Regions from separate parts of the Homo sapiens genome. Here all the other regions are linked to region 2. A link is a loop called in an ENCODE intact Hi-C map of the cell type or tissue named here. Cell type or tissue: heart left ventricle. All regions are shown on one strand. Each heading gives the region's core, and the rest is flanking DNA. Links, peaks and the distances in the headings are about the cores only. Region 1 holds the start of LINC01069 (long intergenic non-protein coding RNA 1069). Region 2 holds the start of EDNRB (endothelin receptor type B). Region 3 overlaps OBI1-AS1 (OBI1 antisense RNA 1). Region 4 overlaps OBI1-AS1 (OBI1 antisense RNA 1).

Region 1 (7,586 bases), core at 973-5,972, 73 kb before region 2:
TGCCTCACAAATATCTGTTGAACTGAAATGTCCATTAAGAAATTGCAGTACCAAAACTTGGGAGAAAGAGACAGATAGCTTTGACCTATATTTTTAAGGATAATAAAAATAAAAATGAAAGTTAATGTCATAAGAATCGATGAGCTTTCTGAGAGAGAGAGAGTAGCTACAGAGAAGACAGTCTGCCTAACATGACAGCACAATTCTCCTGGGTTTAAAACTCCTGTGTGCCTGGGTGTGTTGGCTCACGCTTGTAATCCCAGCACTTTGGGGGGCCAAGGTGGGCAGATCACCTGAGTTCAGGAGTTCAAGACCAGCCTGGCCAACATGGTGAAACCCCGTCTCTACCCGAAATACAAAATTAGCCAGGCATGGTGGCAGATGCCTGTAATCCCAGCTACTTGGGAGGCTAAGGCAGGAGAATCGCTTGAACCCAGGAGGCAGAGGTCGCAGTGAGCCGAGACTGCACCACTGCACTCCAGCCTGGGTGACAGAGTGAGACTCCGTCTCAAAAAAAAACAAAAAAAACAAAAAAACAAAACAAAAAAAAACCAGAAAAAAACAAAAATACATAAAACTCCTGTGTGTTCAAGAGACCCCTATTAAAATGCAGAGCATCAAGTGAGCTAACAGAGTTTTAAATAGTACCAGCCAACACTTCAGAGAGACTGCTTTTTACTGAAATAGGCCACCTAACAATGTCAAGGCAGAGAAAGAAGCTTCTGGGCAGTTAGTGTGTGAATTATGAAAGGAAGATGAATGGGAGGTACGAAGGTGGGAAAAACAGACTGAAGTAGCTTGTCACTTCTACCTAGGACCAGTCTTGCTTTTAAGTATAATGAATACCAGGTAATCTTATCAACATTTCTATGATAACTACTAGCCCAGTTTATTTTAGTCAACACTCAGCTCTGCTTAGAATGTCAACTATATTTTTAAGAAGCAATGAATTCTTTCACAATTCAAAATGTATAGATAGGTTAAAATGCTACTATTTTGGAATGTAGACATTGGCCTGGCCTTGAGAATAAGAGCATTTTCCATTTTTCGGATGTTTAGCCCATGTCCCCTACTGTATGTTGGCATGTGTCCAACCCTGCAGCATGTGAGTGAGTGGTGACCACACTCATTTACAGGAGCCCAGGCTCTGACTGGATGATGGTCTGAGGTTGCATGACTGGTAGTCACAGACTTGGGACAGATCTGTCTGATTCCAAAGTCTCCGTCATATTGTCTTCAACAGTGTGGCTATTTTTATTTTTGAAATAAGTCGAAATCCAAGACAGAAAGAAATAAGAGACGGCAATACATTTCTAAACCTTCCAGCAGCTGCTATCCAGCCTAGCATATCATAGGTACCTGTTTTGTTTTGTTGAATTGAATAGGTAAACTTCTGGCTGATTTTGAGCCTGTCCTGACTCTTTTGTGGTAACAAGCTCCCCAAAATAGTTAAATGAAGCTTTAGCACAAATCCTCATCTGGAAAAAATGTACAAAGTTAATGATTCAAGAGTAATCATTATTGAAGTAATTTATAAGAAAATATTGCCTGATAGGTTGTCTAGCAAGAGAGAGGCTCAACACCTCCTTGGTGGACTACATGCCAGGCGCGGTGGCTCACTCCTGTAATCCCAGCACCTTGGGAAGCCGAGGCAGGTGGATGCCCTGAGGTCGGGAGTTTGAGACCAGCCTGACCAACACGGAGAAACTCTGTCTCTGCTAAAAATACAAAATTAGCTAGGCATAGTGGCGCATGCCTGTAATCCCACTTACTCGGGAGGCTGAGGCAGGAGAATTGCTTGAACTCGGGAGGTGGAGGTTGCGATGAGCCGAGATTGTACCATTGCACTCCAGCCTGGGCAACAAGAGTGAAATTCCATCTCAAAAAAAAAGTATATGGTTATTCTTATTTAGTATTTGTACAGTCCAAAAATATATATGTATTTGGTAAGAACAAAGTATTTGCTCAATGCTCTACACAGTTCCAGCCTAAACTAGGAAAACAAAATATATTAGGACCAAGACACAATACCCAAGGGGGTGGTCAAATGTCAGAGGTGTAGGCCTAATTATTTATTTATTTTTCTGGCTCTGCTGTGGGAACCTTGGTCTTGACTCCTCCGAGTCCCAGAATCACAATCTTCAGGAAGAGATTCCAGCCACACCTCTTGTCCTAATCCCTAATCTTAGCTCAGGAAACCAATAAGCTTCAAATGTATATACCAGGATGTTTTCCTAACCCTCGGTAAGGACTCAACCATGAGAGTGTTGCTCACAAGGAGGGCCACATCCCTCCTATGTTCTTTTTCTGGTTTAATACATCTGCCAACATGCAATATATTCCCAGGATGAGCTTATTCTTGAGAACTAAATATGTTCTTCATTTTAATATAAAGTTAGAATTCTGTATTCATGAATCAAAAAAAGAGACGTGAAGTGATCAGCCATGCTCAGATGACCAAGGGAGTTGGGAAGGGTATTATAAACAAAACAAAAGGGAAGAAAACTATTTTAAGGAATCACAACAGTAGAAAAAGTGCCTTGCTTTTTTCTCAGAAGGTAACATTTCTCAAGCAGGAAAAAAAAAATTAATCCCTATGCCTCCCAAAAAGAACATTTAAAATCTTCCTAGCAATGAAAGAAGTCACTATGTCTCCCATTAGTTTATAAACCATAAAATAGACTTTATGTCTGAAGCCTTAAAAAGAGAATAAAAGCTATACTTCAATATTAATCATGCATTTGTTAAAAGGGGCAACACTTTTAAAATAATGAACCACTGGCATTTAAGTGTTGCTACAATGTTCTAAAAATGTACTCTGAATATTTTAGAGGAAGAGATGATTGGTACGGCTACACCTTCTAATGTAAAACATATGTGCTTTAAAAATAAACTTGGATTTTAAATGTTCAAAAATTTATTTCTATCTTGTCTAGATTTAGCTTTATGAGTAATTTCATGTTTGCAATATTAATTCTTCTTTTTGAAACCAGTTTGTCAACTGCTTTCAAGTTTTTAAAAATGCAACTAAAATTTTAAGCTTAAAACCTCAAATCTGTAAAATTTAGTGATTTTTTTTTTACAGCTCAAAAGATGTGGCCTAGTATGATATTCACCCTTTAAATTCCTAACTTTAGAAAAACATTCTGTAATGTAGTCCTATGTACCACCACACAAACAATCATATACACATGCATATATATCTCCAACTTCTATTTTATTATATGTGTATATGTGTATACATATATAAACACATATATAAATGTATTTTTTCTGACAAATCTCTTTAATAATGCCTTAGAAATAAAATCAAATAATAGATTTATTGAGCAGTGATACAAATAGTTCCAATCAAAATAAATTACCCCAAATAATTTTTTCCCATTTGCATTACTGATATGTAAATTTGATATCTACCTTTACATGAATAAGAAATCTAATTTTGGCCAGGTAATTATCAACCTGGTATTAAATCAAAATTACATGCATGGAAGAGGGAGAGATATTACAAATCATGTACAAAACCAATTATAGCATAATAAACCTTTCTATATATTGGCAACTAGCTTATATTTTGACTAAGATTTCACTTAACAGATCTTTTGAAATATCACTTTTCATTATGTTTTATTGTTCTCTCTCTGTGCATGTATGTGTGTGTATATATATATACACTATTATATATAGTATATAATAGTATATATATGTGTGTACGTGTATACATACATACATACACACACACACACACATATATACTCTTTTAACTAAGATCTCAGTGAATGAAGAAGTCAACAGCTAATTGTTAGTTAATTGTTTAGGGAAAGAGATGTAGAGAAGTAAACATAAACTTCTATTTTTTCAGTTATTAGGAGTCATGTCTGAAACAGACACAGAAATAAATATTTGATTTAAACATATTGATGTTATAGTCCCAAAATAAATAAAAAGGTTCAAGAGGCTCAGTTCATCATTTAAAGTGTATGATAATTTTTAGTAGAGACCCAAATGCTGTTGTGTATTTGATAAAGAAAGAGAAACATATGTTAATATAATAACAGCTTTTCATTTTTTCCTATGGTGACAGAAAAATCTAAAGTGACTTTTCCCTGTCACTTTGGGTAACAAACTAATCCTGGAATGTTGGAGGGAGAATTTAGCACAACATGTTAAGGAAATGCAGATGGAACTGATGTTTTATTAGATGTGCTAAAAATATCTTTATGCTAGGAACTCCTTTCTTATCAAACACCACGGGGGCCCAGTTTCGCATCCTATGAACACCAGTGTGCTTTGTGAGAAACAGCCTGTTCTCTTTATATTTAAAACTTGTATTGTGCTTTATCTGGAAACCCGAACAAAAAGTGCTGCTAAATTAAGAGATACATGGCATCTTCTCTCGTTGACATGGAGACCATGGCTGTGATAAATATGGGCTAATATGCTTTGAAGAAAAACAAATAATCACAAGGGAAAACTTTATACTCTCCTGGAGGAAAAAGGAAATAATTTCAAAACTTAAATATTTTGTAGGATAAACAATCACAAATCTTACCAAGGTGATCTAGTAAGAATACTCTTTTTTTTCCCCTTGCACAAAGAAGATTATAATCCTTATTTAACTTGAAAGGAAACCTTAGTTTTATCTTATAAAATAAGATAGAAATCTCTAGGGCGGGACACTGGCTGCCTCATCAGTTATTATAATTTTATAAGAAATGACCTTTAAACTGTAGAGCATGAAATTAAGCAAAAACATTCTGTGTATAAGAAGAGCATTCCTAGACCTTGCCCTCAACGCAGATCTGTTATCATTCTAGATTTATCAGTGATGAAATTGGACACACTCGATTTTCCTCCCACTGGTAATATTTGCAGTCAGCATGAATAGACTTTCTCAGTACAGTTTTCAACTCCTGGCACAACAGTATCCTTTTTCCAAACTATAGCATAAATCACAGAAAAGTATCTCCTCATTTGTTTGGGATGAGTTTTAATTCAGAAACAATTTATAGTAATATTCTAAGAGACTGACTGAATTTGCTTTCCCAACTGAAAAAGGAATCAACTATTTGTTATTATTTAATGAAGCTTTGAAGCATGAGGAAGTCAATTATTCTTCAGTGCAGGTCTGTATTTCTTTTGAAATATTAGAAATTGAAGAATAGTAACAATAACTTAATCTTACCAAACACCATTATTCTATGCTCTTTTCTATGTACTTCCCATTATTAACTCCTCAAAGTGTCATAATAACAAGATAAAGTAGGTACCATGAGTATCACCATTTAACAGATAAGGAAAATGAAGCAACCTGACCAATATTACATTAAGAACTCTGTGGAAAAGTCAGATTTTTAAACCAAACGGTTAGGCTCAAACATCTATTCTCACAACCACTGTGCTAGTAACCTATGGCCTTTTAAAAGGCAATTGCTCATTTTCCTACCTTGTTGATGAGATCATATTTTTGCTGTAAAGCATTGGTTGTTCATTTTATATTTCAAAATGTTTCAGTGCAGTGCAGAGCCTGTGTTCCTCTTCTTTTATTTTATGACTCTGTTTTTTTTTTATTGGATGTGATTTTTAAAATCATAAATGTTTTTTACACTCCAAAAAATTATGGAGTGAACTAGTGGGATCACACATAAATATTTGCATGATTTTCAGTTTTTATATGGCAGTTATCTTACTTTTATAATAGGATTTTGCAGGTTGTAAGCTCAGAATTTCATGCTGAAAAATAAGAAAAATCCAAGCTCTTGTCATTTCTAGTCACCATAATTTGCTTCTTTCTCTTTGTAACAGTCACTCCTGTAATGATATGAGTTTTGGATAATTTTTTTATTTATTTCAAGTGATGTACAAAGGGGACTCCTGCATTTTCCCTGTTCCCTGAAGAGATTAAGAACTTCTGAGTGGAGACAAACGGGAAAAAATATTGTTTGTGGAACCTTGCCTAGGCTTGATGAGAAGGAGGAAAGAGCTCTTACAGCTAAAACTAATCAGTAACTGTGGTTTCTCCAAACATGGAAGAATTTTCCATCAACAGTCACAATGGGGAGTGTCTAGTTGGACCATCATGGAAGATGGATGTGAGTAAAACCGGATTACTTATTTATTATTTAAATGTAGAGTCTTGACTTTAGTAGCATTTTGGGTGCTATAGGTATACATAATTCAGTGATCTAAATTAAAGTATAATCCAATAAAAGTTATACCTATTATTGTCGTTCCCTTCTACTGAAAATTCAAAAGAGAAAAAGAAAAGGAGAGGGGAATATGTTTGTGCTCTAATGTTATGAATGTAAGAAACTGTTACAAATATTTCCAATACATAGACCATTATTTAGTTTTTCTGATGTTTTTACTGCTTAAATTCAGCAGATAATAGCCTTTGCAAGTATATAGATAGACAATGACATTTCAGGCATAATAGGCAGACTAGTAGTGGCTTTTGTTTTGTTTTGTTTTTCTCTGAAAATAATCTTCTATAGTTACTTCATGTTGCTACCGTGAAACAAATGATCCTCCATTTACCCCACTGGATAAATTTGAAAAGATCCCATTCCACTATCCTCTTTCATCCCTACCTGTCCCAAACTGTAGATGGCAGTTTTGTTATCATGTCACCTGAATTAACCTATTAGAGAGAATAGAGACCCTTAAATGTACATGTTTTATCAGAGTTGTGTGCACCCATTGTTGTGATGTTCTGCTCATGTTCTTCTGAGTTTCCTTAGGGATCTGGGGAGTTTGGATGGTGTAGCTGCAATGACAGAAGAGGACACTGTCCATTGTGGCTTTGAACAGACATGATCCATTCCCGGTGGTAGAGCCTTATCATTCAGTCTGGGGAGTGGACTGGAATCCAGCTGGCATTCATCGTCCCCCTGTCCTGCCTTGGCAGGGGTTGCAGTACACTAGTGATGACACAGCAGCCACATTGAGGGGAGTAGTTCTAATTCTACTCTCAGGGACACCCATCTGTGGTGTATCATTGGTGTCTGGTGGCTTTTGGAAATTCCAATATATAGCACAGTCATTTCTGTTTCTAAGAGGAGAGGACTTTTCAACTTAGCAAGAGTATAATGAAAAAGTGGGAGTTAGCAACTATTAAAGTTTTGGTAGCTTCTATTGGGCACCTAGAAACAAAGCCTAAATATGAGAAAAGATCAATAAGCCCTGTGGTAGAATCACATGAAAACCTTACTTTGGGATATTTTTGTGCATTTTAATGATTTCTGACTTTTAAATTTACTTTTCCAAAGCTGCCATTCTTTCTCAGGCTCCAAACTAACACTGAGAAGCAAGATTTAGGGGCACTGACCATGCATCTGATAAGTCATTACTTCAGGAAATATGTACTAAGCCCTTTTATGTGACAGGCACTGGAGTAAGGAAAATGGGCAAACAGCACTTGCTTCAAGGAGAGAAGAGCAACATGTCAGAAAGCCAAACTGAATTAAGGAGAGAAAATTAAATTTCTCATTTAACAGCTGCAACAATAACATACAAATAAATTTACTGATCAATAAGGGATGTACTTTCACGTAAGTTTTCAAACTCAGCAAGCATTAGAACACTAA
Region 2 (7,586 bases), core at 1,565-6,564:
CCTTCTTAGACTGGAATTTCTAATATCTTTTCAAAGTTGTTACAAAAGTTCTGTGAACAGTTTTAAGAAGTTTGTAGACCAGGTTACACTCATTTTTTGTTTTACTGAGATTGGTGAAAAAAAATATGTCAAAGAAAGGAATATAAAAATTACTTAAGTTATAAGTAGGAAAGCAAATTATTGTCTAATTTTAATTAAAGTAGACCATAGCCTAAAATAGCTGAACTATGTTGCTTTTCTCAGAAAAAAAGAATGTATCCTGTCTGTTTCTCATATTTTCTATAGGCAGAAAAGAATTAATGAAGTCTTATTTCTAGTTACATTAAACCTATCAAATTTTAATTACATCAGGGAATGAAGTGTAATTTGGTACCATCAAGCAATCATTGATAACGTTTCAAATGTCAGATTCTCTCATTTAATCACACCTCTAATTTATGAGTGACATTTTAGTTATAGAAGCTGATAAGATGTATCAGATAAGTTGATAAAGCAGAAATAGTGTCTTAATGAGCGTTTTAACAGGAATAGCGTCCAAATCTAAAATATTCAAATTTTACCACTTTTAAAGAATAAATGAATTTTCAAAGAGCCCCTTAGGTATGGGTCACAGGATTGCAAACATTTGGCAAAACTCTTCAAGCTGCAGTTAAGCCCTGTCCATTTCACTGTACATACATTATACTTAATTAAAAAAGATTCTTTATCATGGATCCAGATAGCTACAGTCACTTAATAGAAAAGAAAACTCAAGAAATAGAAATTCTCATGCTGTTTGCTATTGACTTTTGCAGTCACTTTAAAACTTTTTTATTCTCTTACTTCAACCACTATTTGATCATTGAATCTGGTCCCAGAGGAATATGTGGAGAACCAGTTGAACCAACTCTTTCTGTGTTTTTCGCACACCTTGTCTCTCAGCATTCATGATTTAGAGAGTTCAACATAGGTTTTGAGGGCACATTCATTTCAAGAGGATTACATGAAAGTACTAACTTTTTTGTGTGGCTAAAAGGGCTTTTCTTTGTTCTGTCACCAGGCGAAAAGGTTTATTTTGGGAATGCTCCCCATGGCAAACCTCTTTGAGAAATGAATTCCGAATTGCATTAAACCCTGTCTTCAGGAACTTCTAGATAAAGCATTTAAAGGAAATACTGGGACATTGTCTATCTTCAACTTTCTAACTTTGAGAAGTGATCTTAGCCAATCTGGAATTTTGATAGATTTCCTAGACACTTCATAAACGTTTAAAATAAGCAACTTTGTAAAAGACTCCACATTTACCTAGCCAAAAAAAAAAAATCCTCTCATAAATGCAAAATTAGTTCACAAGTTTGCAGGTAGGAATTCTTAAAATTTGATACAACTTTTTGCTCATATATAGAAGTGAAATTTACATAGTAGTTAGTTGCTAGTGAATTCATAAATAAAATTTATCGATAACAGATTTTAAGTAATAAGATGAAAAAAAAACTATATCCATAGCAGTACTGCTCAAGGCATGAGTAATGAAAGTAACATTAAAAAAAAATATTGGCCTAGAATCTGTTTCCACTTTTCTGCACTTTAAGACACTCCTACAGAGGCAGTTTGTCAGTCGGACTGATTTATTGGAGCAAGAAGTAACTTTAATCCTTTTCTTCCATTTTACAAAAGGGGAAACTGACACCCAGTCATTCATGAAGATCAATGAACAATTCTTTACATTTCACATGGTTGTCTTTACATGTTAAGGTGAAATATTTAAGGTTAAACTTCAATTGCATATTACTGATGTCTAGAACACTGTTTCCCCAAAATAAGAAAAAAATTTGCTTAGGCTTTCTGCAATTACAATAATAAAAAGCATAGTCTGTGTAACCATTTAGACATGCATTCAAATCCTAGCTCCAAATCCTGGTCCCACAACTAACTAGCCACATGACCTTAAGTGAATTACTGAGACTCAGTTTCACTGCCTATAACATCATAGAAAATAATACAGAGCTGGAAGACAAACATCAGAGAATCAATGAGGTACTGTGAAAAGGTGTCTAATGCAGGTGGTAGACCCTGTAAGGAGTAGCTGATACTGTGTTTTAAATTCCAAATGAGGAATGTGTATATTTACCTTAAAATTGTTTGGCCTTATTCTTGAGCCCAATGACCAGTTAATAAAGTATAACTGAATACTTTAAAATATCATTATCAATTTATAAAAAATATTTCTTAAGCTCATTTTGTGGCAGGTAGTGGGATGGTGCAGAAAGAACATATAACTCATTCAAGTCCCTGTCCTGTAAAAGAAATTAAGTCACACGAAATCAATAGTGACCCATAGATGTCTCTTATGTGATCAAGTGCTTGCTAAGTTGTGGTTAACAGTCCAAAAGTGCTCCAAGAAAAGTAAAGAGATAGACCTCAGTGAGGATTAGAGCAGACTTCCAGGACTCAGTGGAGGAAATTTGAATGGAGATGGAGATGATGAGAAGGCCAGTGGGGAGAGAGAAAAGTCACCCCACAGGAGCCATAGGCATGAACCCAACAAAGCTTGTATAGGAAGGGCAGATCCAACACTGGGTGGAGTCAACTAAGCAAAATATTCATATTCCAAAGCTTCCATATAATTCCTTATTCAGACAACATTGTATATTGTTACTTGGCTCAGCAATTGAATGTTGACCTCGTTCTTACGAGACAGGGAGGATAAGGACTGCAATTCAAAATAGCCAGATTTGGAATTAGCACTCACAACCCTAGACCATATTTCTCATTCCTTTAGCCTTACTCCGTAACCATGTTCCTAACCACATTTCACACTTAAAGTTCACCTTTTTAAATAGAAATTGATTTTCTACTTCCACTGTCCCAGAAAGCATTGCCTAAGAGCCAAAAATCCAAGGTTCTTGTCCCATCTATTCCATTAACTAACATGAAGCAAAAAACGAGCCTCCTGTCTCTGGGTGAAACTGCTACATGGAATGGGTGCTTCTGGGTTTGAAGTTCCACAGATCCAGTAGGGATTTTGCTGATTGGAGGACGGCACAGTACTCTCCAGTGCATCTCCAAGCCTGACTTCCTGACCTCTTTTATACAATCTCTGGGCAAAACTACCAGTCGCTGTTATTTTCCTCTCTGCGGTAAACATGGAGCTCAAGAATGGATAGAAAGACCTTATTGTATTGCTCTACCTGGTAAATAAATATCATGTTGAATTTGCATGGCAGCTTTCTGATTATTTTCATGTCTCCGATAAGCATCAAGTCTGTCATAGGTACAGTATAAAAATGCCTGAGATTGCCTAACACCGATACTGTGGCAGGAAGAGAGGAGAAGAGCTGTACTGGGGAAAATGAGGAGTACTTGTAATCCTCTCTCGGGGCAGTGAGAGGGCCTGGGAAGAAAAGATCGAGCTGTTCCGTGTTGGGGTTAATGTTGGCTTGAAATGAAACTTCAGGGCAAAATGAAGCAGAGCAAAGAGCAGCGCCCACAAACCAACCTTAAATATCACAGCGGCGGAACATTTACCTGAAAGAAAAGTGACACTTGGCATTAAAAGTTCAATTATCACGTTCAGTGCAGAGCCTTGTTCTAGTCTGGAGCTGCCGGGTGTCACATGGTGCGTGATAACTTGCCCTTGATTTGGGTTCATTTGAAGAGCGTAGAACTCTAACAAATAAACAGCCTTTTGGGACCTGTCCCCGGACGAGGACTGCCCCCCTCCCTCGGGCAACTACTACTGATGCTGTCCAGGCATCGCCCAAGGGGAAAGGTTGCAGCGGGGTCGGAAGGCGCGGGAGGAGTCTGGCGGTGATTGATGGGAAGGGATGAATGAATAAAAGTACTTGTCTGATGGCAGCAGAGACCCCGAGCAAACGGTGGAGGCTACACTGTCTGGCATTCTCGCAGCGTTTCGTCAGAGCCGGACCCGCCTGCAGCTCAAGGGAGGCGTGCTCCTCTCCCAGAGCAGGCTGGAACCCAGCTGGGTTCCGCCTCCCGGGAAGGTGGTCTCCATTCGTCGCTCTGCATCTGGTTTGTCAGATCCGAGAGGTAAACATTCGGGCTTGGTGTTGAATTAAAATCATTGATTGAACCTTATTCTGGGGCTTCGGTTTGGCTTACTAGTTTGGGATTTTAAAAAAATAAAAATTAAGCCTATAGAGAGGGCAAATTAAAATTAGGTTGGGTAAAGGAAGGAGCGCGAGTGTTTGAAGCCGTTTGGAGGGAACAGCGGTTTCCAAGTTCCTGCTGACTTGAGAAGTCTCTGCGGGTTTCCGAATCTCCGGCGCACTCCTGGGCGCGCTGCGGGAGCTGTAGCTCAGCCAGCCAGGGAGTAGCGGCTTTCATCCGCCGGGAGGAGTCTTTCGAGTTCAATCGCGGGGTATAGAGGTTCCCCTGCGGGGCAAAATGCAGAGCTTGACACAAGCCCTTGGCCTCTAGGTGCCTTAATTCCGCGGTTCCCACGCACGCTTAACTAAGACGTGTCTGTATTCCTCCCGTTACGTGAAAGAGTTCGGAGCTTTGCCTGGGACCCCCATCATTCCCTCCCTGGCACACCCCTTCCAGAACGCCCCGCCCCACTGCATATTATTTACCCCTCCTGGCCACGCGGGGGAAGAAAAACAGCTGAGAGGGCATCAGGAAGGAGTTTCGACCCGCGCTGGCGAGTCATGAGCGCCAAGTTTCCCACTGGCGCGCAAACTTGAGTTACTTTTGAGCGTGGATACTGGCGAAGAGGCTGCGGGCGGTATTAGCGTTTGCAGCGACTTGGCTCGGGCAGCTGACCCAAGTGTCCTGTCTTCCTTCCTCTGCTTGTCTCTAGGCTCTGAAACTGCGGAGCGGCCACCGGACGCCTTCTGGAGCAGGTAGCAGCATGCAGCCGCCTCCAAGTCTGTGCGGACGCGCCCTGGTTGCGCTGGTTCTTGCCTGCGGCCTGTCGCGGATCTGGGGAGAGGAGAGAGGCTTCCCGCCTGACAGGGCCACTCCGCTTTTGCAAACCGCAGAGATAATGACGCCACCCACTAAGACCTTATGGCCCAAGGGTTCCAACGCCAGTCTGGCGCGGTCGTTGGCACCTGCGGAGGTGCCTAAAGGAGACAGGACGGCAGGATCTCCGCCACGCACCATCTCCCCTCCCCCGTGCCAAGGACCCATCGAGATCAAGGAGACTTTCAAATACATCAACACGGTTGTGTCCTGCCTTGTGTTCGTGCTGGGGATCATCGGGAACTCCACACTTCTGAGAATTATCTACAAGAACAAGTGCATGCGAAACGGTCCCAATATCTTGATCGCCAGCTTGGCTCTGGGAGACCTGCTGCACATCGTCATTGACATCCCTATCAATGTCTACAAGGTAAAGGGCGCCTGCTGAAATCATGGTGGGCTTGAGGAAGGGGGCCTGGTTGGAGACGGGGAGATGAGAAAGCTTGTAGAGGGAGCTTCCCTTTAGCTCCCTCTTAAGGTTCTGCCCCTCCTAAAAGTCAGTAATCTTTGGAACCAAATTCCATTTGGTTCTGTCCACTCATAAAAGTCAGTAACCATTGGAATAAAATTCCATTCAGGTCTTCAGTAGACCTCTGCTAAGCTTAGGACAAGCGTAGTCCCCAGTCTAGCAATGTTAGTATCACTTTGGGAACTTGGTGCACATGAAGATTTTTCTGGCCTCACCCCAGACCTACTGAATCAGAAACTCTGGAGTGGAGCACAGTAATTTGTATTTTAACAAGCCCTTTATGTGATTATGATGAACTGTAAAGTTTGAGAACCACTAGTCCTGAAGGATCTAGTCCCTAAGTGCACCTAATGGGGTACATCCTCTAGTCAAAAGTGTGTGGTCCATGGACAGTCAGCATCAATATTACCTGAGAGTTTGTTAGGAATGCAAGGCTACCTCAGACTTACTAAGTTAGAATCTGCATCTTAAGATCTTCATGTGATTGATATGCCCACTAACTTTGGGAAGGACTGTTTTGGAAGACTTTGAAAGTAGCAGGTACAAAGTAGGTATTTAGGAAATAAATGGCCTGGAAAAAAGAGATCCAGACTGGTGAGTAGGAAAAACACAGTTCACCTGCTGTGACGGACTGTAGCTACTTTGTATTAAATATCTACAGTGGGCCAAGGACTGGGTGAGATGTGTTACTTCCATTATTCCTTCCAGCAGCCCACAAGTAGATATTACAATTAGTTTACAGATGACTGGTAGGATGATCAAAGTAAATGAATTAGAGGTGGAGCTGGGGATCAGACCCAATCTGTCAGGTTCCAAAGTGCAAGCTATATGATGGCACCCCATCAATTATTTCATGGACAAGACCAAGGAGCACTCAAAATCTGTAAGGGTTTCGGTAGTTAACATTATTGTGTGATTACCATGGGCGTCAGTAGAAACACACAAAGAGCCAGGTTGCTCCAGGTTGCTTTGGAACTCCAGACACATCCCAGCACCTCTGGGCCTCAGTTTCCTCAATTCCACAATAAGGCTGCCAGTGCCCACTTACTGAGGCTTTATGGTGTTAAAAAAAAAAAAGCAGTCTAAATAAAACAGTTGGAAAATTTCAAAGACATATGAAAATATTTAAAACTTTCCCAGCAGCAGCAGCAGCAGCAGCAATAGAAAGTTGCACATAAAAACACAATCACAGTGTAAGGAAATGGAATTGTGCTTTGCAGATTTGCCTATAGCTAGCCCTGACTTCAGTACTTCAGTACAAGGGGAAAAAAATGGAATGTAAAGTTGGGAAATGTTGTAGGGAATGCTTTGACCTATTGGCAGGAGTAGTTACCATAAGGCATGCCTGTAAATTTCCCTTCATAAATCTCTAAAAATCCTAACCCAATAGCTATATTTTAAGGGGAATTCCGAACATTTCTGAGGTTTAGCGGTGAGAGTGGATTAGGATATAGTTTTCTCTAAAGGGAATCACCCCCGGAAATGGGGGAATCGATTGAAGAAATCCTAAAATCCTGTATGGCAATTGATTCTGATGAACTGTGAGGATTTACTTGGTAAGAGCTGAAATTGAATCTCTAAATGCAGCCACAACTCCATGAGGGCCAGAAGTGACCCTTTTACTTCTTAAGGCGTCCCACAAACTAAATCTTCCCATTCTAATTTGGCAAAGGAATTTCAATTCAATTCATCAAAACCGAATTGAGAACTTTTCAGTACAAGGTGTTGTGATAAATTTAAAATAAATCTAACAAGATCTCTTCCCAAAGGGAGATTAAAATCTAGTTTTGCTAGGTTGGCACAGGATTTTATGAAAGTTCTGTTTAGGGGGTCAGGAAACCCCACATGTCCAGCCCAGTTAGAAACCTTTCTAAATCAGACAGTAGCTGAAGTGCTGTGTAGAAGGTGGGATTGAGAACATTTTTTTAGTTCTGGTGTGCTGCCTCCAGGACAGATATAAATCAGCTCTTCCAGAACCATCTTATTTCCTCTGTCTGGTTAAATGAGTATTTGTAATAAACTAGAGAATTTCTGACTCCCCAAGAGGTCATACAGTTTCCCTTTCATTTCAAACTCCCATATGATTTCCCTAGGAAGTTACATCCTTTTCCCTGAAGCCATCCAGTCTTAACATGACTGTGTTTTTACTTCT
Region 3 (7,586 bases), core at 802-5,801, 200 kb before region 2:
TGATAGAACCAATCTGTGCATCCCACATAAATCAGACACCGCCTCCTCAAGCCTGCCTATAAAATCTGGCACAGGCCAGTGTGGTGACTCATGCCTGCAATCCCAGCACTTTGGGAGGCCGAGGCAGGCAGATCACTTGAGGCCAGGAGTTCGAGACCAGCCTGGTCAATATGGTGAACCCCCCGTCTCTATAAAAATACAAAAAAATTAGCTGAGCATGGTGGTGTGCGCGTGTAATCCCAGCTACTTGGGAGGCTGAGGCAGGAGAATCACTTGAGGTGGAGGTTGTGGTGAGCCGAGATCGCACCACTGCACTCGAGCCTGGGCAACAAGAATGAAACTGTCTCAAAATAATAATAATAATAATAATAATAATAATAACCTGGAGCAGTCTGCTGCATGCCAGTTTTTCCCTTTCAGATCTCTCTCTCTCTCTCTCTCTCCCCCCTTCCCCCCGTTTCTTTCTCTCTCATGAGAGAGCTACTCTCCTTTGTCTTTCTTTTGCCTATTACACCACCGCTCCTAAGCCCACTCTTCATGTGTGTCCCTGTCCTAAATCTTCTTGGTGCGAGATGATGAATCCCGGATATTAACCCCAGACAACAATGCTGCTTCAAGGGGGCCATTTTTCTCTTCTGCCAAGTGAGGACACAGCAAGAAGGCACCATCTATGAGGAGTGGGACCTCCTCAAAATCATGGGACAATGAATTTGCTGGTGCCTTGATCTTGGACTGCCAGCCTTCACAACTGTGAAAAATAAATTCCTGTTGCTTATAAGCCACCCAATTTATAGTGTTCTGTTAAAGCAGCCTGAATAGACTAAGACAAACCCATAAGTATGTATTCCTCCAATAAAAATAATGTTCAATATACTTCATCTACTGTACTTCATTTGTTTTAAAGAATATGGAAATTAACTGACTAGAATAAAACTGTTAACAGATGTCATTTTTTGTACAGGTGAATAGTTGATTCAGACAAAATTTGAAAAGTCATATCTGTAGACATCATAAAGAGACATGGTTATAGATAACATAATGTAAGTATGTATAACTGTGTGTATATTAATGATCTCTCTTGCTGGTCTCTGCCTATACCTCCTTTATGCACTATCTAAGATATTTTACTGACAGTGCAATATTCTACAAACATTAAGGATGTCTTTCTGCCTATAAGATAAATGCAAATTCTTTAATAGGAACTACATTAGTCAGGATTCTCCAGAGAAACCAAACAAATCAGAGATATATACCTATATCTATGTGTATATTTATGTCCCTATATTTATCTACCCTCTATCTATCATCTATCTATCTGTATATAAAAAGGAGATTTATTATGAGGCATTGGCTCATGTCATATGGAGGCTAAGAATTGCCACAATCTGCATTCTGCAAGCTGGGGACCCAGGAAAGCCAATGGTGTAATTCAGTTTTAGTCTGAGAATGAATGGTGTAAATACCGGTTCAAGGGTAGAAGAGGAGATGGGATGTCCTACTCAAGTAGTGAGGCAGAACAAAAGGGATGAATTCTTCCTTTCTCCACCTTTTCTTATATTCGGGCTCTTAAGGGGTTGATGATTCCCACCCACATTGGGGGTGGCAACCTACCGAGGCCACTTATTCAAATGTTAATCTCACAAGCACCCTCACAGATACACCCCCAAAGTCACATATAATCTGGGCATTTCATGGCCCAACCAAGTTGACACATAAAATTAACCATCACAGGGCCCTTCATAATTTGGTGGCAATGATAAAACCTGCCCATCATTCAATACAATTGAATACAACCCTACCCATCCATTAAGTTTATGCTAAACCACACCTGCTCCATGGAGCCTTGCCTGACTCTCTTATAGGATGGGAAGCTGCACTATAATCCCATCACTCACCTTCTTCACCATTCTTCTCCACCCTTCTTTCGTGATCTGTCCTCTGCCTTCTCCCCAGCAAACATTTACTGATCACCTAATGTGTGAAAAGCTAACTTGACAACTAGTCAGGGACTATTTGTAAAGTTTTCTATATTGCTCTTGAGCTTTCCATGTTTCTTTGACTGGGCTTCCAAGCATGAGTGTAATTTCTGTGAAGATAAGGACTACATCTCATACTTGTTTGTATATCTTGCAATGCTTACAGTAGTGCTTTCAACAAAGTAGACTTAATAATTTTTTGTGTGTTAAATGTATTTGCCCCTATAACTTTTTAAACAAAGTGATGATGTTCAACTTGATGTAATTAATCTTACATAATTGTGAATTTTGTTTTATGAGACAATGTAAAGTCGAAATAAAAATTGAGGAAATTTGGAATCTGAGTTGATTCCTGGTTCCATCACTTCTTGCCCGTGTGACCTGGAACAATGCATCTAATCTACCTTTGCCAGAGTTTTGTCACATACAAAATGTGGCTAATAACATCTATATAAAGTACTGCAGAGGGCAGTGGTAAGGATCAAACGAGACATGAAGAATGCTCAGGATTGTTCTTAATGTTCTTGTGAAAGGTGCAAATATACCTGTGAAAGGAAAATAAATCTTGCAACCCCCATATCACTAACAAAGGGAAAAGTCAAGCTAAGTACTGCAGACAAATCTGCCTCCCATTCTACTCCTAAATAAAACAGCTACAAAGATTAAAAAGATAAATACCTCTCTCCCACTTTGTCTGCAAAGAAACTCCTTGTGGATAAAGGACAGACAGAACTCAGTCATCTTTCTGCTCACGTGAGACAAATGCATATCTGATTGCTTCCTTTGCCCTATTGTTTCACTAAGCCAGACTAAGGCATAAGTGACTATTCCTGTAAATCGTATATTCAGTGACAGGCTAATCAGAAACTTACAAGAATGTAACCATTTGTCTGTTATTTACCTATGACCTGGAAGCCCCTGCCCCACTTCGAGTTGCCCTGTCTTTCCAGACCAAACCAACGTACATCTTAGACATATAGATTGATGTCTCACGTCTCCCTAAAATGTATGAAAGCAAGCCGTGCCCTGAACCCCTTGGGCACATGTTGTGAGGACCTTCTGAAACTGTGTCAGGGGTGTGCCTCCTTAACCTTGGCAAAATAAACTTTGTAAATTGATTTAGACTTGTATCAGATATGTTTTGGTTTACATTCTAAAGTCATCAGCTACGTTGTTATTTTCAGGACAAATGAACTCTCAATTGCTTAACACCTAACAGGTAGTTCTCACTCAAATTCAGCTGTAGGTCAATGAGGGGAGGAACACACAGAGGCCCCTGCTCAACATAGGCTCTCAAGCATCTAGGTTGATGGACACTCCACTCTCTGGAACATCTGCAGTACCTGCCGCAGCAGAGGCAGATGGGGATCATGGGCTGGGTCCTCCGTGTGTGGACCCGTAAGTGACCCATCAGTACCGCCCAGAAGCAAGAACAGCAAGGGAGTTGGAAAGTGCAGGGGAGCAGATTAAGTGATTGACGAACCTCCTGTCTCCGCGACGGATAATAATGGGATCTATAGAGAGAATGGCAGCAAGTAGAGACACAGTTGAAAAGACGTAAAGGTCACAACAAAGTCATTTCTGGAGTCAGATTTCAGAAATATAAATTTTTGAAGGAATGCTGTTGAATTAAATATTTTAACATAATACTCATTGTTTGACTTCTGAAAAGCAGTACTTCCCAAAACTTTATTATTACTTTTCATGTTTTAAATTCATGTTTCAAACTTTTTCACGGATTACAGATGGAAAGAATCTTGTTTTTAGAATCAAAAGTTGATCTTAGCCATTATTTTCAGTGTGAACGTGTTTTACGTACCAAACCTGCACTTCTTGTTTGCTGCCAGCAGGGGGAGGTGTAAGAATTCTTTAAGCTTCCTCACTAAACTTAAGAGAAGCTGAAAGGGGCAGAGAAAGTGACCGATTATTAATCATTTCCCTAAAATCAGCAGGGTTTCCTGCAGAGAGACACTGATTATCTTGGAATGTTTTGAATATAGGATCCATTAGAATAACAAAAAGCACTTGAAAAAAAAAAGCTTGTGTAAAGATGCTCTAAGTTTTTCTCTGGTTTTGTTTCATTTTTCCAAAATAAAATTTGTGACTATAGACTGCTTCACTTTTGGGGGGATGAGCTCCTGTATATTTCTGACATAGAAATACAGAAACGAGTCACCTTTATCTGAGCCTATGAATTCTCTGATTCTGTTAGGGAGCTGAGTCCTTCATTCTTTTCTGCTGTTCCTTAAAATTTCTTACACTTTCCCAGGAGTAACTGCTGATGTCCTATCAGTGACTGCACTACACCTTTGCTATCCTGCTGATTATTCATCAATGTCCTTTCTCCGTGATTAAGAGGTGTCACATCATCGCATATGATCAACTTCCTGACTTTTACTCAGGGGTTTAATGGAAGGGATTGTTTTTTGGTTTGTTGGTTTGTTTCTTTGGCCTCTCTAGCTCATAAGAAAAAGTATCTGAATTATATGTAAATCTTATATTTTCTTCTTAGATGAATTTTAAAGTGTGTGTAAAATGAAGAAAATATTACACTAGAGTAGAGGAAAGAGAAGCTAATAAAATTTTCATCTAAGAATAATTTTATTGTTTTTCTGTTCTTTTTTTCTGGTTGTCACTTTGTGCAATCAATCCAAATAATTCAGATCACAAAACTATCTCTTCCTTTGATTCTCATATAATATGGTACTTAGTTAAGTCTTTGGCATTTTGATCCAAACGTTTTTCTAAACCTTCTATCTGCTTTTGTCTATATAGCCGTGGCTATATAGACGATCTAGAATGTGGCATATTGTTCATCTTTTACGCTCAGTGAATTATGAGATTATCTAATTTGTTGCATAAATACATACAGAGGTATCTTTATGCTAGAGTTACAAAAAGTTACACTGCATTATTCAGAATTTTAAAAACTTACTTTAAAAAATTAAGTCTACTATATAACTCCATATCCTATTGCTATGGTTTGGCTCTGTGTCCCCACCCAAATCTCATCTCATATTGTAATCCCCATAATCCCCACATGTCAAGGGAGGGACCTGGTGGGAGGTGATTGAACCATGGGGATGGTTTCCCCTATGTTGTTCTCACGATAGTGAGTGAGTTCTGACAAGATCTGATGGTTTTATAAGTGTTTGACAGTTCCTCCTTCACAGGCTCTCTCTTGCCTGTTGCCATGTAAGATGTGCCTGCTTCCTCTTCTGCCATGATTGTGAATTTCCTGAGGCCTCCCTAGCCATGTGGAACTGTGAGTCAATTAAACTTCTTTTCTTTTTAAATTACCCAGTCTCAGGAAGTTCTTTATAGCAGTGTGAAACTGACTGACACATCTATCATGTATGATTTTGGAAAAAAATATTATCAAAATAACTTCAGTCTCTAATATGTTTACTAAGAAATTATAATTTTAAATTGCAATTTTCCACAACTTTCTTACTTTCGTTTTTTGTTTTTCTGTTTGTTTAAGAGATGAGGTATCACTGTGTTACCCAGGGTAGACTCAAAATCCTGTGCTCAAGTGACCCTCCCTCATCAGGCTCCTGAGTAGCCGGCACTGCAAGCACACACCATCATACCAGTTTCTACTTTCTTTAAAAAGTGTTGCTTTAAATATTTGCTACTAGGAATAAAGTCTTATGACAGACATATTAACTTTTAAAAGAAGACAACCTTAGATCAGAGTCTCTTGAAAGATTAAATGTCCTCTGTTAAATGTAAACAGTTCACCAATTTGGGAACATCTGTTCATACAGCTGGAGTCTAAAATATTTGGATTGGCTTGACAGTCATCCACTATAAGACTTGCTGCAGTGTCAGCAGTGTCTATTCTGCCTTCTTACCACCTTCTTCCCTGCCAAGTCTTGCTCCTTAGCCCCAACACACATTCGCAAATAAACTTTTACTCAACTCTTTATACATCATTCTTTGACATTCTCTCTTTCTAATATATTTGAATTAAAGATGAGAAGAAGAAAGGAGGAGGAGAAGAAGGTAGAGAGGAGGAGGACAAGGAGGGAGGAGAGTACAGGAGAAGGAAGAGGGAGAGAAGGAGGAGAAGAGGAAGAAGAATGGTAGTAATAGTGATGGAAGAGGAGGGAGAGTAGGGAAAGGAGAGAGAGAAAGGAAGAGGCAGAGGGTAGAAAGCAGAGAGGGCGGAAAAGGAGAAGGGTGACAAGAGGAGGAAGAAATATATATTTTTTTTCACCAAGCAAGAAGCAATGCTGAAGGAATCTTCAGTTATAACCACCCACATCAGTGGTGTAGCAGCATCTCTGGTATTCTCTGATTTGGTCTGGTTCCATTGATGCTGGTGGTCTCTGCTGACATGCCGTCTCAAACTAGATTGTGTCTAGAAAAACTAGATTTGTGGTTTTTCTGAGATGGCATACAGCTCACTGTTTCTTGACCATCTCGGAAAGCAGAATGCTTCCTTCTGCCCTTCCCTCCTGGTAAGCACTGTTTGTGTTGTGTGATGGCCACTTGGTTAACTTGGAATCACCTGTGAACTCTGTTCTCCTTCATATGGAGCCAAAGGAACCCCTGAGGTCTTCCCTGTGTTGTGGAGATCAGAAAAGTCGTGCTATCCTTCTCAGGCTGGTGTGGTCTACACCAGCAAGTTTTGAATCTCCTAAAATATCTGGAAGAACAGCAGTCTTTAGTGCCTTAAATGCAAAACTGACAACTCCAGATAATGCAGAATTCCTTCACTATAGTCTACTTAGCTAAACCAAGTCAAAATAATTGGCCTAAAGATTTCACAGCTCAATGAGCATCCAGCCAGGGAGTAGACGTCAGTTTCCCTCTCCTTGCAGACATCCCCAATGTCTATGATTTGGGAGGGGTCTTTTTTTATCACTTGGGTAGGAGAACCTCTTCTCTTCCATCACAGGGTGGTAAGGTAAAAATCTTTCATTAGTAACACTAAATTTCCCTCCAGGCCCATGCCCCGAATGGCCTTCCCTTTTCTGAGTCCTCTCTACCACTCTGGGAAGTAAAGGATGCTTATGTCAGTGGTGGCTGGGCTGGCTCTGCCATTTAGAAAGTGCTGGCTGGGGCTGGGAGTAAGAAATATATTGCTTTCTCTCTTTACAGTGGGGTCCTTAACTCTTCTTTGTTTTCATTTGTGGATTCCTGTTCCAATTCTATAGCAACGGAAAAATCCTATTTAACACCTTATTTCACATTAGTTATTGCTGTTAATTATTTTGATCATTCTTCAAGTTTAAAATATAAAATATTCGTATTAGAAAATAAAGGGCCAATGATGATAAATTAATTTCCTAAGGTCACTCAGCCGAGAAACAGTTAATTCTATTTCTGCCTGATTCCAAAGTCCATGCCCCCTACTACACCTCATGACTGCCCTTGGTAAAGTATTTAACCTCTCTGGGTCTCATTTTTCACATCCACAAAGCTATGAGGATGAACTGTGTATCTGTTGTTATTGTTTTGATTTAAAATAGTTGCTATTAGCTTAACAATGTATTTTATTAGCTATGTGAATATTCAATGGATATCTTTGATTTCCCTTAACTGAATATTCTTTAAATAAATATTTAGTGAAGATACTCACTATACACCAGGCACTGTGCT
Region 4 (7,586 bases), core at 1,158-6,157, 190 kb before region 2:
GGAAACGCTTCAACATGTTTCAGAATCAGAAAAAGGCCAGTGTGGCTAGAGAGCAATAAGCAGAACAGACAGAGGGCAGGTGAGTCAGAACAATTATGGAGGTATCGTGGCTGTAGTATTGACTTTGGATTTTATTCTGAGTGAGATGGGAAGCCATTTAGCGCAACAGAATGAAATTACCTGACTTTTTATAGTAAGCATTTTAACTAATGGATTGAGACTAGACTAAAATGGAAGCAAGTGAGGAAGTGTGGAGACCAGTTAGGGCTACCACACTCACATGGGAAAGGTGAGGGAGACTGGGACTTGGGTGCTAGCAGTTAAGATGGTGAGAAGCAGTTGGGTTTTAGATGTGTTTTGAAAGTAGAGCTGACAGAATTTGCTGATGGATTAGATGTGAGATGTTTGAGAAAGACAAAAAGGCCAAGCATAATTACAAAAAAATTTGGCCTACATTTACAGATATGCAGAGGATTAGGTTTGAGGGGTAAATTCTAGAGGTTGCTAGTGAACATGTTGAGTGTTATCTGAATTCTTGATATCCAAGTGTAGTGGTTGAGAAGGTAGGTCAGAGAATGAGTCAAAGAATGACAAAATTTTGAAGATCATCACCATGATCTTTTTGGGCAAGATTTTCTCCAGTCTTGGGAAAAATATGAAACTGAGGTACAGAAAGATTAACTGACTTTCTGACAAATTCAAAGCTAGAAAACAGCCATTATCCTGAGGAAACTGACGCAGGAACAGAAAACCAAATACCACATTTTCTCACTTATATATGGGAGCTAAATGATGAGAACACATGGACACATAGAGGGGAACAACACACACTGGAGATTTTTGGAGGGTGGAGGTTGGGAGGAGGGAGAGGATTAGGAAAAATAACTAATGGTTACTAGGCTTAATAACTGGGTGATGAAATAATCTGTACAACAAACTCCCATGACACAAGTTTACCTATGTAACAAACCTGCATATGTACCCCTGAACTTAAAATAAAAGTTAAAAAAAAAATGACAGAGTAGAGAATCAAAGAGAGGTGGTCTGGATCCAGAGTCCATACTGTAACAAATGTGCTATGGTATGTTGGCTCCCCATTTATTTGAGCCTCCATTCTTCAAGATTTTGTCAGCTATACTGTTGCTTTAAAATGTGTCAAGGTTCATAACACTTACATTCTATCTCGTTAATATATTTCCCACCATTAATCTTTATTCTATACTTAAATGTTCTCAATTATCACCACCACTCCTTTTACATCAGCATCAGCCTCTCCATCCCTGATTTTTTAAAGATATTTACTTCTTGGTGGGCTTGATTCCATCATCAGTTGTGTTCTTTTTTTCCTTTTTTTTTTTTTTTAGAAAGGCTCACACCCATCTCATGCAGCAAGGTAATGTTTCTTGTAAATGTCTAGCTTTGACGATATATCAAAGAACCATTTGTTTTTTAGTATAACTTCCTTTCCCAGAGAATTTTGCAGACATGGCTCTCCATTGTCTCTTAGTACTGTGTGCTCCTTTCCTTGAATCTTTTCCACTTATATTTCTGTTGGCTGCTCTTTGTCATCAAGTATTTTTGGAGAAAAATTATAGATATTCTTTTCTTCCTTTTATTTGTATGTTGAAATTGTCTGACAATTGCCTTTATATTTCAGTTGACAAGTTATCTACTTACACTATTTTAAGTCACATTTCTTCTTCAAAATTTGGTATCAGTCATCCCAGGGACAGGAATGCAACTGTGGGTGCCAGAAGCAGGGTTGCATTTTAAGCAAGAAGCTGTAATATACCTTTAGACCATTGTGTCAAAATTCCTAAGGGCCTAATAGAGTAGATTGTGCCTTCACCCCATCTGGCAAAGTTGGGGTTAACAGTGAATGTTACTGTGATGCCAAGTGGTCAGGTATATCTCACTAATTCCATACCTATGTAACCCTGCCCCATATGGTTGGGGGTAGACTGATGGAGAAGCCCTTGCTACACTGGTACTGCTACTAGCAATCTGGGCCAGCATAGTGGCCAAACCTAATGTCCTCTCCCAAGGATATTAGAAAAAGTGTGGATAAAAATAAATAACACATGAGGAGAGGGAGAAATAGTAGTTTGGAGTAAAAGAATAAATAATTGGGTTATGCAACCAGAGAAATCCAACATTATGAAGCTCAGAGCAAGAGAATAATATTGTATTTCAGCACAATTATACCAGATGTCCAAGAAAATGAAGCTATATGTTTGCCAAGGCCTAGTTTTTGGAAACTGGCAAGGTTGAACAGCAGTCTACAAACCTGACTGACATCACTAAGAGACATTCTGGTCATACGATATGATGGGAAACTGGACAAGCTGTTAATAACTAAATGAAACTTTAATAATATGCCAATGCCTTGGACTCCTACTTCTCAGGCTACCTGTACCTCAAAAGGTAGACATTATTTGGGAGGGAATTTCTGAGAACTTCTTCCTACTGGGACTTCAAACTCTGTGATGTTGTAGCTCCCAACAGACTGATCGCTGTGTAACCAAATGCCTAGAAATGTATCTGATTAAAATGGGCAAATCGTAACAGCAGCCAGCCCAACATGTCACTGTGTGCTATGCACAAATGTACATCATCCTTGTTTTGTAGATGTAAAACTACCAAGTAAAATAGAGAAATACAATGGGTCCCTGATGGGATTAAAGCAGTGAGCATCACCTGGTGGATCCCTTAGGGAACAGTCCCACCCAGAGACAAGAAACGCTGTGGGAGGCCTCATGGCACACTCAAACCAAAGTACATCAAGGAGTGACTACCTCTCATCTAACTCTAGTACAGAAGACCCAACATCTGGGGGTGTAAGACATGTATCCTAACTGCACTGGTGTGATAAGTGTCAGTCTAGTTATCCTGAGACAAGCTGTGTTTGCTTTTAATGAGGAGTGGCAGTCAGAGGAAAACTAGAATAGAGAGGGTTCTCTTCCACGAGGAGGGCAAATGATGGGAGTTAGCCCTGGAAATATAATGAGGCTTTAGCAAAGTGGGTCACGAAGACTCAATAAATAACGTAGGGTACTGCTAAAACCCAGTACTGGGAAAGGATTTGTGCCTGGACCCAATAGGGCCTCAATTATTTTAATACACATGGAAGCTGAAGTGGGCATAAGTCAGTGGCCCTCTATTCTAGCTCCTGAAGCTCAAGGGGCACACCTATGGGAATCTTATGACTCCCCAAACATGTAAAATTCTTTGGAGGCACTTTTGATTTACACTGATGTCTTGTGACAGTTCTGGCCCCCAGAATAGTTTGCTAAATACTACTCATGACTTCCCCATTGGAGGGAAGAGAGCCCTGTTACATAATAACAACACACAATGGAAACCAGTCTAGATTTGAGCCTGTAAGGTGAGATGAGATGATTGGCTTTGTCCTCAGTTGTAGATTCTGTTGGGAAGGCAAAGCAAATACCTCTGTAATTCTTACTACTTTGTTGTGTATTCTGTAATGAAACTGAATTATACCATGTTCATACTATAATATTGTGTAATACTGGCATTGTTGGTAAGATTCAATTACACTAAGTAATAAGACTTATGACAATACTAATATTGATTATAAAATGTATTGGGAGATTGACTTAAAGCTCCTTCAGGACATACAGCTTATGTATTACCATTTTTATTTTATGCACAATAACTACTAGCCTGAGGAAGAACTGGATCTGGCTAATCATCCTCTGAATTCTGTGTTAAACAGTTCTTCACAAGCTTATCATAAGACACAAATAACAGTAGGTCAAGGGGGGAAAGAATAATAAAATTAACACAAGGATATAAAAAAGTGCATAATGGGTTTACAGGACAAATCAGTTGTTTCTTTAAATCTATCCCCGTACTGGCTTCTCCAAATGTTAGGCATATTTGTGTTGGTGCTATTGCTATATACATGCCATAAATGCTGCACCAAATGTAAATGTTATAACAAATATCATCATTTTTCTGTGGGAGGTTCATGGCCAGAGACCAAGGGGTAGAATTTTCCATTGTTTTCTGGCATTTAATGTTAGCATTAAGAAACCAAACCCCAACATATTTTGTTTTTACACCTTAGACGTGGCTTTCTTTTCTGTTACCTGAAAATTTACTCCTCTATTCTTGAAGTTCAACAAGTTAAACGTGCTATTTTTCAGTGTTGGTTGCTTGATGATGATGATGATAATGTGTTTCCTTAAACACACTACCCTTCATTAAAAACTCTAGATGTCAATATATGTTTCAGAAAAAAGTGTTATTCCATTATTCCTTTCAATACTTTTTCTGTTTTACTTACTGAATTTCCTGTTTCATGGACACTGGTTTTCATTTTTGTTTAATTTTTAATTTTTGTGGAGACATAGGTGTATGTATTTATGAGCTACATGAGATACCTTGATATAGTCATATAATGTGTAAAATCACCTCAGGGTGAATGGGGTATCCATTGCCTCAAGCATTTATCCTTCGTTTTACAAACTATCCAGTTATACCCTTTTAATTATTTTTAAATGTCCAATTACATTTTTATTGATTTATTTTGGACTATCTTTGAAATCAAATTTTATTATTATCTCCATAATTTTTATTGACTTTTTCTTAGCAATTCCTCTAATTATCTCAAGTCTCTCTGGAAAAGTAATTTGATATTCAACCATTTATTCTGTCCCTGGGTGTTATTTTTAAGATACTGTTTCTGTAATAATGTTATTTGCATTCTTAATTCACCAATGATTTCTTGTATTAGTCAACTTATAATAATAACTAAACTCTTTTATTGTGGGCTGAATTTGAAAGGAAATTTCATTTGTTCCTTGTGGTATGTTTCCTTCCAGAACTAGTCTTAAGGGATTTTTATTTTTTAAATGTGGTATATTGTCACAATTTCCACGCCAATTCTTTGCATTTTCTTTCTGGTTGAGATGAGTAACTCATGCAAATCTATTTCTTTCAGCCACTTGGCCCCCTTGAAGGCTCAAATTAGCTGTTTCATCCACTTTTCTGTAACCTGATGGCAGTGGTTAAGTGTCTGTAGGAGGAAAATGGAAGTGGGGAAGAGCTCATTAGAGTCTATGTGCGTCCCTCAGAGGAGGTCACTTCACTTATTTGGGAAAGAATTTTAGTCCTAAAAGAGAATCTACTGGGACTTTGAATTTTTTCTGAAATTCATCAGGAAGTCCTGGAAAATGTCAGTCCTCTCCAGAGGATTTTCTCTGGTCCATTTCTATTGCCTCTGTTGGTGTGGCCTTTTCTCTACTGGATTTTTCCTTGACTCATCCTGGAAGAACTCTCTTATCCTCTCAGCTTCAGCTTGCATGCTCCTTTCTAACCTGGTGGTGGTAGGTACAATTTTAAATAAGAACACTGAGCATTTTATCTCTCCAATTCTGCTACTGTAATATGGGAGTAAAGATAGGAGTCTCCATATTCAGCTCCATGCCAGACAGTTTGCCTCGATCACCACATTTTGAACTTGGTGACATGTGGTTCCTCCTCTTTTCTTGTTTTGTTGTTGGGTGAACTTTGTAACACTTTCACTTATTTATATAATATTTGATTCACTGTATTACCTACTGGGTGAGAGGACTTCTGTACTCTGGCTTTATTCTGCCCTTTTACCCTAAAATCTATAATATTTTAATATAACTCTATTATTATGACACAAGCAATACATATCCATAAACACACACACATGCCACATGTAAGAAAAAAAAGTCTGTAATTCTACCATGAAGTAATCATTATTGTTAAGGTAGAGATAGTATTTTTCTATGATAATATAGATGACTTTTAATGAATATATAATTATATGTTAATAAACTTTCTATGTATGTATATGTTATTTTGACAAATTAATTATATAGTTTTGGTTTGCTATTATTCTCTTCCTTTAAGGTGCTTTTAAAGTATGATTTCATATCAGTAAATATTGTTTCAAATTGGTCCCGTGCATCCCATTTTATGAATCTAATTCTTTTAACCAGTATTACATTGTAGGGTACTTAGATTTTTTCCAATGAGTCCTATTTTAAACAATGTTGAGATGCACATGTTTGTACAGCATACTTTGTGATATTGCTTTTATTTTCTTCAGACAAAGCCCAAGAGGTAAGCGCAAATGATTATTTGAGAAGGAATCCACATTCATACTGAGACTGCAAACAATATTGTCTTTCTTCAATTACAGTTGGCCTAGATGGTTTGGACACTCTGGGAACAACTATCTTTGATTTCTATAACAACTAAATTTTGGAACTAAAAAGACAATACTAGAATATGGTAGTGCACGTGTAGTTATAGCACTGAATACATTTCCAAAAGGATTTATATAGCAATTGATTTGGATCCTAAGCCCTCATGACCAAGATCCTGAATTTTTTAAAAAGCTACTACAGAGCTGGTAAGTGACTAATGTATTTTGCCGGATTAGAAGACATCAAGTTTCAGTCTTATGATTAGCAATTTAAAGTGTTATTAAAAATTCTAAAACTGCATTTAAGTGATGAAAAATTGCTGTGTCATACTGAGACTACTAAGAACAATGTGTGATGCAGCAATAACTCATCCAAAAATAGCAAACTCATGACTTGTTTCTTGTTTTGCCCTTACCACTGAAAACTTCTCTTTCTCTCCAGCACCGTCAGCTACCAGGGATGGAGAGGGAAGGGACAGAGAGAGAAACTCATGAACTCAGAAATTTGCCCTGATGCAGCCATCTGCAAGGTCATCCCACATACACTAACATCTGCTGGGACTTGGATGCAGCTGCTCTGAAGGGAAGTTGGGACAGAAAAGGAAAGGGGCTGTTGCTCAATCTTTACTTTCTTTGGCTGCTAGTGCTGGTTCATCTTGCATAAAGCACTGGCAATGGAACAAGCTTCTATTGACCAAGATATTATCATGTTGAGACCACTCCAGCAATCCCAGAGTCCCCAGTGAGGGTGCAGAATTCACCCCATTCCAGGTTGGACTGAGTCGTTAGTAGAAACAGTCCTAGGGCCACTTTGGGAGGCCGAGGCGGGTGGATCATGAGGTCAGGAGATCGAGACCATCCTGGCTAACAAGGTGAAACCCCGTCTCTACTAAAAATACAAAAAATTAGCCGGGCGCGGTGGCGGGCGCCTGTAGTCCCAGCTACTGGGGAGGCTGAGGCAGGAGAATGGCGTGAACCCGGGAAGCGGAGCTTGCAGTGAGCCGAGATTGCGCCACTGCAGTCCGCAGTCCGGCCTGGGCGACAGAGCGAGACTCCGTCTCAAAAAAAAAAAAAAAAAAAAAAAAAAGAAAAGATCCACTTCTGACCCTGACCAAAGGTTGTTTTTGTTTTTTTCCTACATTGGAACTGAATTTTGCCCACTCCATGTGCTTCTGAGGTCTTGTCTTATATATTTTTTCTTATTCCAAAATTCCAGTCCCAAACAGGAATGCTCCATAAAGTGGCTTATGCAGAGCTTCCTCAGTAAAAACACAAAAAGGGCAGGTGCATTGGTGACTCTCCTGAGAATGTTGTGTGCAATGATACATCTTGATTCTCCTATCACCTCAAATAAAGCCAGGCCTGTTGAATGAACAAAGCA

What was found. A loop is a pair of places that touch in the nucleus more often than their neighbours do. Peaks named below come from ENCODE experiments on the same cell type or tissue, not always from the same donor. Only the 100,000 strongest peaks of a DNase experiment are listed, where the experiment ranks them.
Region 1: a loop joins it to region 2, with 2.3 times the contacts of the local background. A loop is called at or near these places in 9 of 110 quality-filtered maps.
Region 3: it touches region 2 in a loop (3-fold over the local background); 10 of 110 quality-filtered maps call a loop at or near these places.
Region 4: it touches region 2 in a loop (2.1-fold over the local background); 4 of 110 quality-filtered maps call a loop at or near these places.

Annotation. Positions count from the first base shown.
Region 1 is chr13:77,987,878-77,995,463 of GRCh38, reverse strand. LINC01069 (long intergenic non-protein coding RNA 1069) reads left to right here and starts at 691. Exons shown (of 3, transcript NR_108076.1): 1 at 691-849; 2 at 5,856-6,092. In heart left ventricle, for the core only: no CTCF peak of the experiment used is centred there; no DNase peak of the experiment used is centred there.
Region 2 is chr13:77,915,840-77,923,425 of GRCh38, reverse strand. It overlaps EDNRB (endothelin receptor type B), which reads left to right and starts at 4,595. Exons shown (of 7, transcript NM_001122659.3): 1 at 4,595-5,335. The coding sequence starts at 4,853. RefSeq lists a cis regulatory region at 4,229-4,238 and promoters at 4,490-4,604, 3,594-4,666. In heart left ventricle, for the core only: CTCF peaks have their summits at 4,351 and 4,590; DNase peaks (open chromatin) are centred at 3,885, 4,315 and 4,585; H3K4me3 peaks cover 3,560 bases; H3K27ac peaks cover 3,706 bases.
Region 3 is chr13:78,117,919-78,125,504 of GRCh38, reverse strand. All of the region lies in intron 1 of OBI1-AS1 (OBI1 antisense RNA 1), which reads right to left. Among named protein-coding and RNA genes, the nearest start is that of OBI1-AS1, 67 kb to the right of the region's middle. In heart left ventricle, for the core only: a CTCF peak has its summit at 3,824 (motif pointing right); no DNase peak of the experiment used is centred there; H3K4me3 peaks cover 550 bases; H3K27me3 peaks cover 316 bases.
Region 4 is chr13:78,101,575-78,109,160 of GRCh38, reverse strand. The region is part of intron 1 of OBI1-AS1 (OBI1 antisense RNA 1); the gene reads right to left. Among named protein-coding and RNA genes, the nearest start is that of OBI1-AS1, 51 kb to the right of the region's middle. RefSeq lists an enhancer at 6,106-7,305. In heart left ventricle, for the core only: no CTCF peak of the experiment used is centred there; no DNase peak of the experiment used is centred there.